Regions from separate parts of the Homo sapiens genome. Here region 2 is linked to region 1. A link is an interaction called in ENCODE POLR2A ChIA-PET data of the cell type or tissue named here. Cell type or tissue: B cell. All regions are shown on one strand. Each heading gives the region's core, and the rest is flanking DNA. Links, peaks and the distances in the headings are about the cores only.

Evidence for each region. ChIA-PET counts read pairs that join two places held together with the same protein. Peaks named below come from ENCODE experiments on the same cell type or tissue, not always from the same donor. Only the 100,000 strongest peaks of a DNase experiment are listed, where the experiment ranks them.
Region 2: POLR2A ChIA-PET joins it to region 1 with 8 read pairs; 1 of 35 experiments calls an interaction of 5 or more read pairs at or near these places.

Annotation. Positions count from the first base shown.
Region 1 is chr12:25,332,152-25,336,550 of GRCh38, forward strand. No RefSeq gene overlaps it. Among named protein-coding and RNA genes, the nearest start is that of KRAS, 83 kb to the left of the region's middle. In B cell, for the core only: no CTCF peak of the experiment used is centred there; a DNase peak (open chromatin) is centred at 1,880; H3K27ac peaks cover 365 bases.
Region 2 is chr12:25,097,074-25,101,472 of GRCh38, forward strand. It overlaps IRAG2 (inositol 1,4,5-triphosphate receptor associated 2), which reads left to right. Exons shown (of 22, transcript NM_001366544.2): 16 at 4,105-4,252. Among named protein-coding and RNA genes, the nearest start is that of IRAG2, 47 kb to the left of the region's middle. In B cell, for the core only: no CTCF peak of the experiment used is centred there; no DNase peak of the experiment used is centred there; H3K27ac peaks cover 3,178 bases.

The sequences.
Region 1 (4,399 bases), core at 196-4,195:
CACTCCAGCCTGGGCGAGAGAACCAGACTCCATCTCAAAAAAAAAAAAAAAAAAAAAAGAACTTTGTAATTGTTTACTAGAAGCCTTGGGAAAGACCTTGAATTTGCAAACCTGTGAATTTTTCCACTCTGAGGACGGGAGCAGAGCCTGCAAGAATCAGACCAGCCCTGTCATTGAAGCTTTGGGCTGTCTTCTGGACTATTTTCTGTCTTTTACTCTTGAGTTAGCAGTTTCACTCTTAGTATGGTATAAGTCAAGTTTGCAATGACAGTGAGTTTCAGCACTCTGCCCAGGTGTGCAACTGTATTAAGGTGTCCATTGAACAATGCACAACGAAAGCTTTTAGATCACTGGCAGAAAATAAATAAATTGAATAAGTAAAAATTGAAAGCAGATTATAGAATTAGTTAAGCATAGTTTTTAAAGCACTATGTTTCTTTATTCCAAAAGGAATACATGTCTATTGCACAAACTTTGGAAAATGTAAGAATTTGACATGATTGTTAACAGAGCAGAGGCATTTATCTCTTAGCTGGCTTGGGGTCCATTCTCCTTTCCACATCATTTTCTCCTGTGAGAGAACAAATGTGACAAAGGGTATCAAGAAGTTTCTTTTCCTTCCCTCTTTTCAAGACTGCATCTTACAGAGGTGTGTCAGATCTAGAATTCTACATAGAGGGGCTTAGAAGTCATGTCTTGTTACAAAGAGAGGATTAAAGCTGTGAGTTTGTAAAGCATGTGACATAAGACCTGAAAAACATCAACTATTCGTTTTGAAGAAGGGCTCACAGAGAGATTTTGAAAGACAAAACCCTCCCAAGCTACACTCCTAGTGCCTCAGTTGCTACAGAGGGGTGTCCACAAGACTATTTAGTTACCTATTCCGTTAATAAGCATTTATTGAGCACCTTCTATGTGCAATGCCATAAGGTAAATCCTAGACAAAACAAGAAACAAAAATGAACAAACTGTGGTTCCCAGCTTTATGGAATTTTAAAATAACAAAAGATTTTGCTTGACATTTAGGTCATTTTCTACTAAAAATAATACTGTGATGAAATCCCTGTGGTTGAATTCTTTTGCACATCTCTGAATATTTCCTTAGGATTTATTTTTAGAAGGAGATGTGCAAGGTGTCAGCTTGATGATCTTAGAACTTGTAAAATAATCAGACAAATCAGAAGACATAGCCAGAATTTAATGGATTATTAATTTATTATCTATAGTAGTTGCGTTGTTCTAAAACTTAAAAGTACATGTAAAGAATTCAGGAGTTTGACTAAAAAGACATTTAAATGGCTGGGTGCTGTGGCTCACGCCTGTAATCCCAACACTTTGGGAGGCCAAGGTGGGCAGATCACCTGAGGTTAGGAGTTCAAGCCTGGCCTGGCCAACATGGTGAAGCCCCATCTCTACTAAAAATACAAAATTAGCCAGGCATGATGGCACATTCCTGTAATCCCAGCTACTTGGGAGGCTGAGGCAGGAGATCACTTGAACCTGGGAGGTGGAGGCTGCAGTGAGCCAAGATCATGCCATTGCACTTCAGCCTGGGCAACAAGAACAAAACTCAGTCTCAAAAAAAAAAAAAAAAAAAAAAAAGCCATTTGAACATCTCAGAAGCCAAAGAAATATAAAATCCAATCCACTCAAATGAGAAAGCTTCAAAAGTGAGTGTTACAGATCCCAATATGATTTGAAAATTAGGTAATAAGATGACTCACATCTAAGGACTTTTGTTTCAAATGATGAAATCTCTGTTTCAGGCTATAAATAGGGCTCAATACGCCAGTATGCCCTTTCAGTGTCATAAACACCGATCGAGTGTCGTCTCAGCCTGTATCACCTGGCACCCACAAAGCTTCAGCAAGTCAATCCATAAATTACACAGGGAGGTAATCCTCCAAACTGTGAAGGATGACATCATCACTTCCTTGATGACTAAGCCTCTTCCAACTCTACGAAGATTTAGAAAGTTTTTCATGGTATTAACATATTTTGTGTTAGGAAATCTATGTATGCTTAGTATTTTTGGTTCTTTCTTTTTCTTCCTTTTTTTTTTTTTTTTTGAGACAGTCTCACTCTGTCGCCCAGGCTGGAGTGCAGTGGCACAATCTCAGCTCACTGCAGTCTCCACCTCCCAGGTTCAAGTGATTCTCATGCCTCAGCTTCCCGAGTGGCTGGGATTACAAGAGTCCACCACCATGCCCAGCTAATTTTTGTATTTTTTAGTAGAGACAGGGTTTCACCATGTGTACTTTCAATGTTTATAATTTAGCCTATTACAGTTAACAGATCAGTTCTTAGTTTCTATTTTAAACATGTATGTTATACGTAATGGATTTAGACTTTTGATTTAAGTTGAAATTTTATTGAGCTGATCTATGTATTAAAATAGTGAAAAGATCCTAAAGCTCATTGTATTTATAAGCTTATTAGAGTCATGGTTTATTTGGTACCAGGAAAGTTTGTTTGTTAGAACAGACAATTACAGTGTTGAAAAGAAAATGAATGTTTAAATCTATAGAGTTTAAGGTATTCGAAGGAGCCCCTTTATCTTTAAATGAGATTAAACATAATTGATGGCCCCTAAATATAATTGTTATTAATTACTGGACTTTTGAATAATTCTTTGAATTTAACACCTTAATGAAGAGCTACTGTTTAGAACTTGTCATTTTAATTTAAAAGTTCAAAATAATCATTTTTACACAGAAAATTCTCTTTCAAAGACGCCAAAAAAAATACTCACTTAGAATTAATATAAATGCACAATTCTAGGCTTTTAGTACCTATTAGGCTGTCTATATTTGAAATTTTAAATTCTCTATCCCTGAGTAATCACAAAGTTATCCTAACAACACATTTTAAATATTTCTTTCTAATCTCTCTGTCTCTGTCTCTCTCTCTCTCTTTTCTCTTCTTACTGAATTTTGAATAGTCTAGGTCTAGGGCACACACTCTGACCATGTTTATGAGCTGATTAGCATAATAAAATTATAGGCGAAAAAATAAATCACTTAAAGGTACATAGAAGAAAAATAGAAAGTTATATAATTTTCTTCAGTGAGGATATAAATGCATGCTTTGGATATCCAGAGATTCAAACGAAATCCATTGGTTGGAAAGCTTTTATATTAGAGGAAAAAAGCTTTCATTACCAGAGGGGGAAAAAAGAATTGAGATGACTTTATGAAAGAACCACAAAACTAATTAAAGTTCTGTGAAAGAGGCCCCATAGGGAAAGGCTTAAAGATGTGGGATATTTAAACTGCAGAAAACTGAGGTGAAGTGTCTAGACAAAGTGGTTTGACTAAAGTTGGCTTTTAAATACTGGTTGAAGTTCTTCCAATAACTGGCCCCCTTATAAAGCAAATAAAGCTTATTTTAAAAATTCTTCAGCTGACCTATGAAGTGTAGAATTTAAGGATCTTTAAATATAGGAAGAGATATTCTATGAAGTATATACTAAACAGACATTTTCTTTCCTTTACAGATAGTGCAAAGGCAGAATGAGCTACAGCAAGAAAATTGTAGGTCGACATTAGAAAAATTTGTAGATCTAAGATTGCATTATACAAATAATATACTGGATGATCCTTTTTGGAAGGAAAAAGAAACTAAAATGCATAGAAAGCATTCTTTCTTAGTAGATGAATGTAAAAGGTGATGAGAAAATCACAGGGTGAAGGCACAGGGAAGAGAAGGGAGGATAAGTAGCCACTGGGCTTGGTCAAATCCTAGACAAAAGGTTAGAGAGGTCAAACTCAGCCATTTAATGCCCCTGCCCCTTCTCACATTCAGGTCCAGGAAACTAGCTTCTTGGGATTCTCACTTTCACAGTCGCTGCTCTGAACTCCACCAGTCTTACTCTAAGCCATCTAGCCAACTTCTCCCCATCACTCAGGGCTTTGTTTTTTCTAATTAGATAAAAATCGCTCATCAGGAAAAGTGGCATTTATCAAGGTGTTAATGGGTACCCCTCGGCTAATGTTATCTTTGTCCAAATATCACATTTGCTTTATAATCAGATTTCTTGAATATTTATAACTTTACTAAAAGGAATGACTTTAACAATAGAACTCTCTAGAACTTTTTTAGGTCAGGATGGGAGGGAGAAGAGTTTTGAGGGATCCAAACACTCCATGTACATTGGTTCAACAGCTAATTATTAAGCACTTTCTGTTTCAGACACAGTTCTAAGCACATGCTATAACTTCATATAGTGAAAAGTACTACGAATAAAAGACAACAAGGTGATGAGATAGAGATGAATGGGTAGAGCTGGGATAGGTGGTGCTGGTGGCTACTTTTTCTAGATCGTGCAGTCTCGGAACTCCTTTCTGAGAAGGTGATGCTTGAGCTGAGAATCTGAGTAAGATGGAGCTTGTTAGGTTAA
Region 2 (4,399 bases), core at 312-4,311, 230 kb before region 1:
TGAAATTACAAAAAAGATTCACTTTTCCTGAGACTATGGATTTCTCACTTCTAGGAATAAGTTTTAAAAAATACTTTTGTTGTATAAGACATATGCGTTTAATACATATGTGTTTAATACAGAAAAAATGGAATATACAAATAAAAAATGTTAAAAAAATATAATACGATCCAGTGACAATCATAAAATTTTTGTGATATATTCTTCAAGATGTATAGTGTTATAATATAGTGTTTATAATCCCTTATATAGTGTTATAATCTGCTTTTTATTCATCATACAACATAGGTAACTTTCTGTGTGATATAATTATATACTCACATGTCACCATTTTATGGTATTCTACTGGTTGAGTAGATATAAATTATTTAACCAATTCCTTGTATTCAATCATTTCAGGATGTTTTTGGTATTTTTCTGTTATAAACAATGCTCCAGTAAATATCCTTGTATATGCATCTGTGTGTATTTGTCCTTAGAGAAGTAGAATTCCAAAATTTCTTTGTGGGCAAACCTGGGGAGATATGAATTTTTTAAATCTATACCTAAGCAGACTTGTTAAAATATATTTTCTTAAGGAGAAATTTAATTGTGGTAGTAATTTTAGTTTGATCATTTGTTATATACTTTCACACCTTAGTTCCTTTTTAACCCCTCACTAGAGAATACTGTTATTCTTTGTTTCATTTTTACTAAAGTTATATATGCACATAGTTTTTTAAAAGGTCAATCAGCTCTATAAGCCTTACTAATTTCCCGTGATCCAGAGAAACAACTTTCAACTTTTTGTCTTATTTGTTTTGTATTTGCATTCACATTTTTCAATAACATGCTCATGCTGCCATTTAGTGATTTATTTTCAGTTTTAGGTATTATCTGTTGCTCTTCCACTACGAAGACAAATATTTAGTTCTTTTATCAATCTCTGGCCCATCACACCTTTTCACTGTCCCTCAAGCTACTGTTGGCCATCCTGCTTTCCTGGCCAAGCTTATACTCCACAGTTAAACATAGTTTTCACTACCTTGCATGTCCCCTCATCACTTACCCCTTTCTTGCTTTGTCTTACTCATTTGGCGAATCTACAAGTAAATCCGCTTCTCCACCTCTCATGCCTGCATAGCTGGAAAATGTCACATTCCCATGCTGACCTGTTTCTCTTTGAATTCATTATCACAAACCTCAAGCGGGTCCTTGGGGCTTCCCCTCAATCACCCTCCTTCTCTTTTAAATATCAATTTCCCACCCTTTCCTTTCTCCTCAAACCACTGTCATGTCTTTCCCCATATTCTCTCTCAAACACAGGTAATGACTGCTTCCAACCTCACTGAGGAAACTGGGACAATCAAAGGAAACTGCCACAAAGCCTCCCAGCGTGTGAATCCTTACACACTCCCTTGCTCTTGTTCCTAAAGATGCGTTGTCTCTAACCCTATCCAAGGCCAGCCTTCCCCACTGTAGATGGGAGCCTTCCCGACTAATTTACTCAGAGTCATGGGACCAAATTCTCCTGACTTTTCTCCATTTACATTTTCTCCACTCTACTGAACCATTTCTATCAGCACACAAATAATATGTTGTTTTCTAGATGGGAATAATAACACAAAACAAACACAAACAAAATAACTTTTTATCCTTTCTTTTCTGGCCACCACCCTGTTTCTCTGCTCCCATTTACAGCAAACCTCGACAGAATGGTACTCACTGTGTTCAGTCTCCCTCCTCCCACGTTCTCTCCAACCCACTCTGTATCAGCCTTTTGCTTCCACAAAGCAGATTTTTCCAAGGTCACTAGTGACCTCCACATTACCAAATTCAGTTTCTCAGTCCTCATCTGGCATGGCTGATGTCTTCCTCTTCCTGGAAATGCTTTCCTCACTTAGCTTCCAGGCACCATGTCCTCTAGCTTTTCTCTACATCACGGGCTGCTCCTTCTAGGCTTCCTGCAGTTCTACCCCTTCTCCTGGACCTCTGAATATTGAAGAGCCCCAGGACTCCACTCGTGCACATCTGATCTCCATGTGCACGCAATCCCCCTGTGATCCCTTGCAGTCACCTGAGGACTCTCAAATTCATATGTTTAGCCTAACCCACTCCCCTGAGCTCCAGAGCAGAGTATGCTACTGCTGACTCAACAGTTCCACTTGGATGTTTGATAAACTCAAACCTACCATTCAAAACTGACTGTTCATGGTCCCCCCACCAAACCTACCCCATGCATAAGCTCCTTACTTCACTCAAGGGCAGCTCTGTCCTTTTAGTTGCTCAGGCCAAAATAGGGGCAGAGGGAGCTGGGGTAATTCTCAACACCTTTCTCTCTCACTTCACATTAAATCCTACAGAAAATCCTATTGGCTGAATTGTCAGAATATATTCAGAATTCAACCATTTATTTCCCTTTCTACTGTTACCATCTTGATCTAAGCCTCCATTCTGTTTTGTCCAGATTAATGCAATAGGTTCCTATATGGTCTCCCTGCTTCCATCCAATTCCAATCCCTCCTCCCAACATAGTCTGTTCTTAATAAAGGAGCCAGAGTAATCCTTTTAAAATTAGATTGTGTTACTTTTTGGTTCAGCGTCCTAAAGCTCCTCAGTTTACTTGGGGTAAAACCCAATGTCTTACTGTGGTTTGAAAGGATGTGTGGCCGGGCGCGGTGACTCACGCCTGTAATCCTAGCACCTTGGGAGGCCAAGATGGGCAGATCATGAGGTCAGGAGTTTGAGACCAGCCTGGCCAACGTGGTAAAACCCCGTCTCTACTAAAAATACAAAAATTAGCCAGGTGTGGTGGCACGTGCCTATAATCCCAGCTACTCGGGAGACTGAGGCAGGAGACTCACTTGAACCCGGGAGGCAGAGGTTGCAATGAGCCGAGATCGTGCCATTGCACTCCAGCCTGGGCAACAAGAGTGAGACTCCATCTGAAAAAAAAAAAAAAAAAAAAAAAAATGGGCAAAAGACTTCAATAGACATTTCTTCAAAGAAGATACACAAATGGTCAATAAGCAGGTAAAAAGATATTTAACATCCTTAAATGTATTAGGGAAATACAAATCAAAACCACAATGAGATACCACTTCACACCCACGAGGATGGCTATGGTGAAAGAAGAAAGGAAGTAAGGAAGTTGGAAAGGAAGGAAGGAGGGAGGGAGGAAGCAAAGAAGGAATAGTGTTGGTGAGGATGTGGGGAGATTGCAAACACTGTACGTTGCTGGGAGATGTGAAATGGTCCAGCCACCGTGGAAAACAGTTTGGTGGATCCTTAAAAGTTAAACATAGAATTACCATATGACTCAGCAATTTCATTCCTAGATGTATACCCAGAAGAATTGAAAACAGGCACTCAGATACTTGTACACAAATATTCATAGGACTATGAACATTCCAGATGTTTCACTGGGGTACTCCTAATGTCATTAGTTATAGGACTTTTATCTTAGAATATTAGAATCCCCAGAGAAAAACCTTCCAACTGCCTGCCTTGAGGGTGTAACTCTGGCTGCCAGTGTTTGGAGGCTGGAAGGAGGAATAAGGCTGGATCTCAATATTCAATATGCATATAAGTTGTTGCTTAAATCTGTTGTTTTCAGCATGATAGATCCATCATCAACTATCTGTTCTTTCCCAATCCACAGAACCTCAAGTTAACTCTCTCTAGATATCCAACTGTATGTAGTCTTTCACCAAAATAGTGGAGGGAAAATTGCTGTGCTGGCCACAGTAAGGAAGGAGTCTCTGGACCTAATCTTTTTTTTTTTTTTTACACAGACTTTCAACCATTTCTTCTGTTCACATACCCACCATCAACCTTACTGAGGTGCAGTGTAGGTTGCTTCTAGGCTTTTCTTACTGCCTTTTTTAGGGTTCAGCTTTTCCAGGTCTTAGTCATTTGCCACTAGTCCTTCTATCCAGCTTTCAAAGTCTTGTTGTCATATTCTCTTCTGTTTGCCCCTGTAGATGCATGTCTTTTTAAAAAAAAAACATTTATTGCCACTTTAGTGGGATTTAGGAATGGAGTGAAGGTAAATGTGTTTAATCACCATCTTTTAATTGAGAGTAGTATTTTCAATGTAAATGTGCTCGTTTTTTCTCTTGCTAGGAAAGCCGGGTTAGTAAAGCAGTTGAAGTGATGATTCAGCACGTAGAAAACTTGAAGAGGATGTATGCCAAAGAGCACGCTGAATTAGAAGAACTGAAACAGGTTCTTCTGCAGAATGAAAGGTCTTTCAATCCTCTTGAAGATGATGGTAATAAAAGTTTATGATAATAGTATTAGTTGTGTTTTTCTACATTCTCCTCTTTTTTGCTAAGTCTTATTATTACTTCAGTATAATAAAACTCTTAGGTTAACTTTATATTAGAAAAATAATTCATTCCTGTTATTTATATAGCTA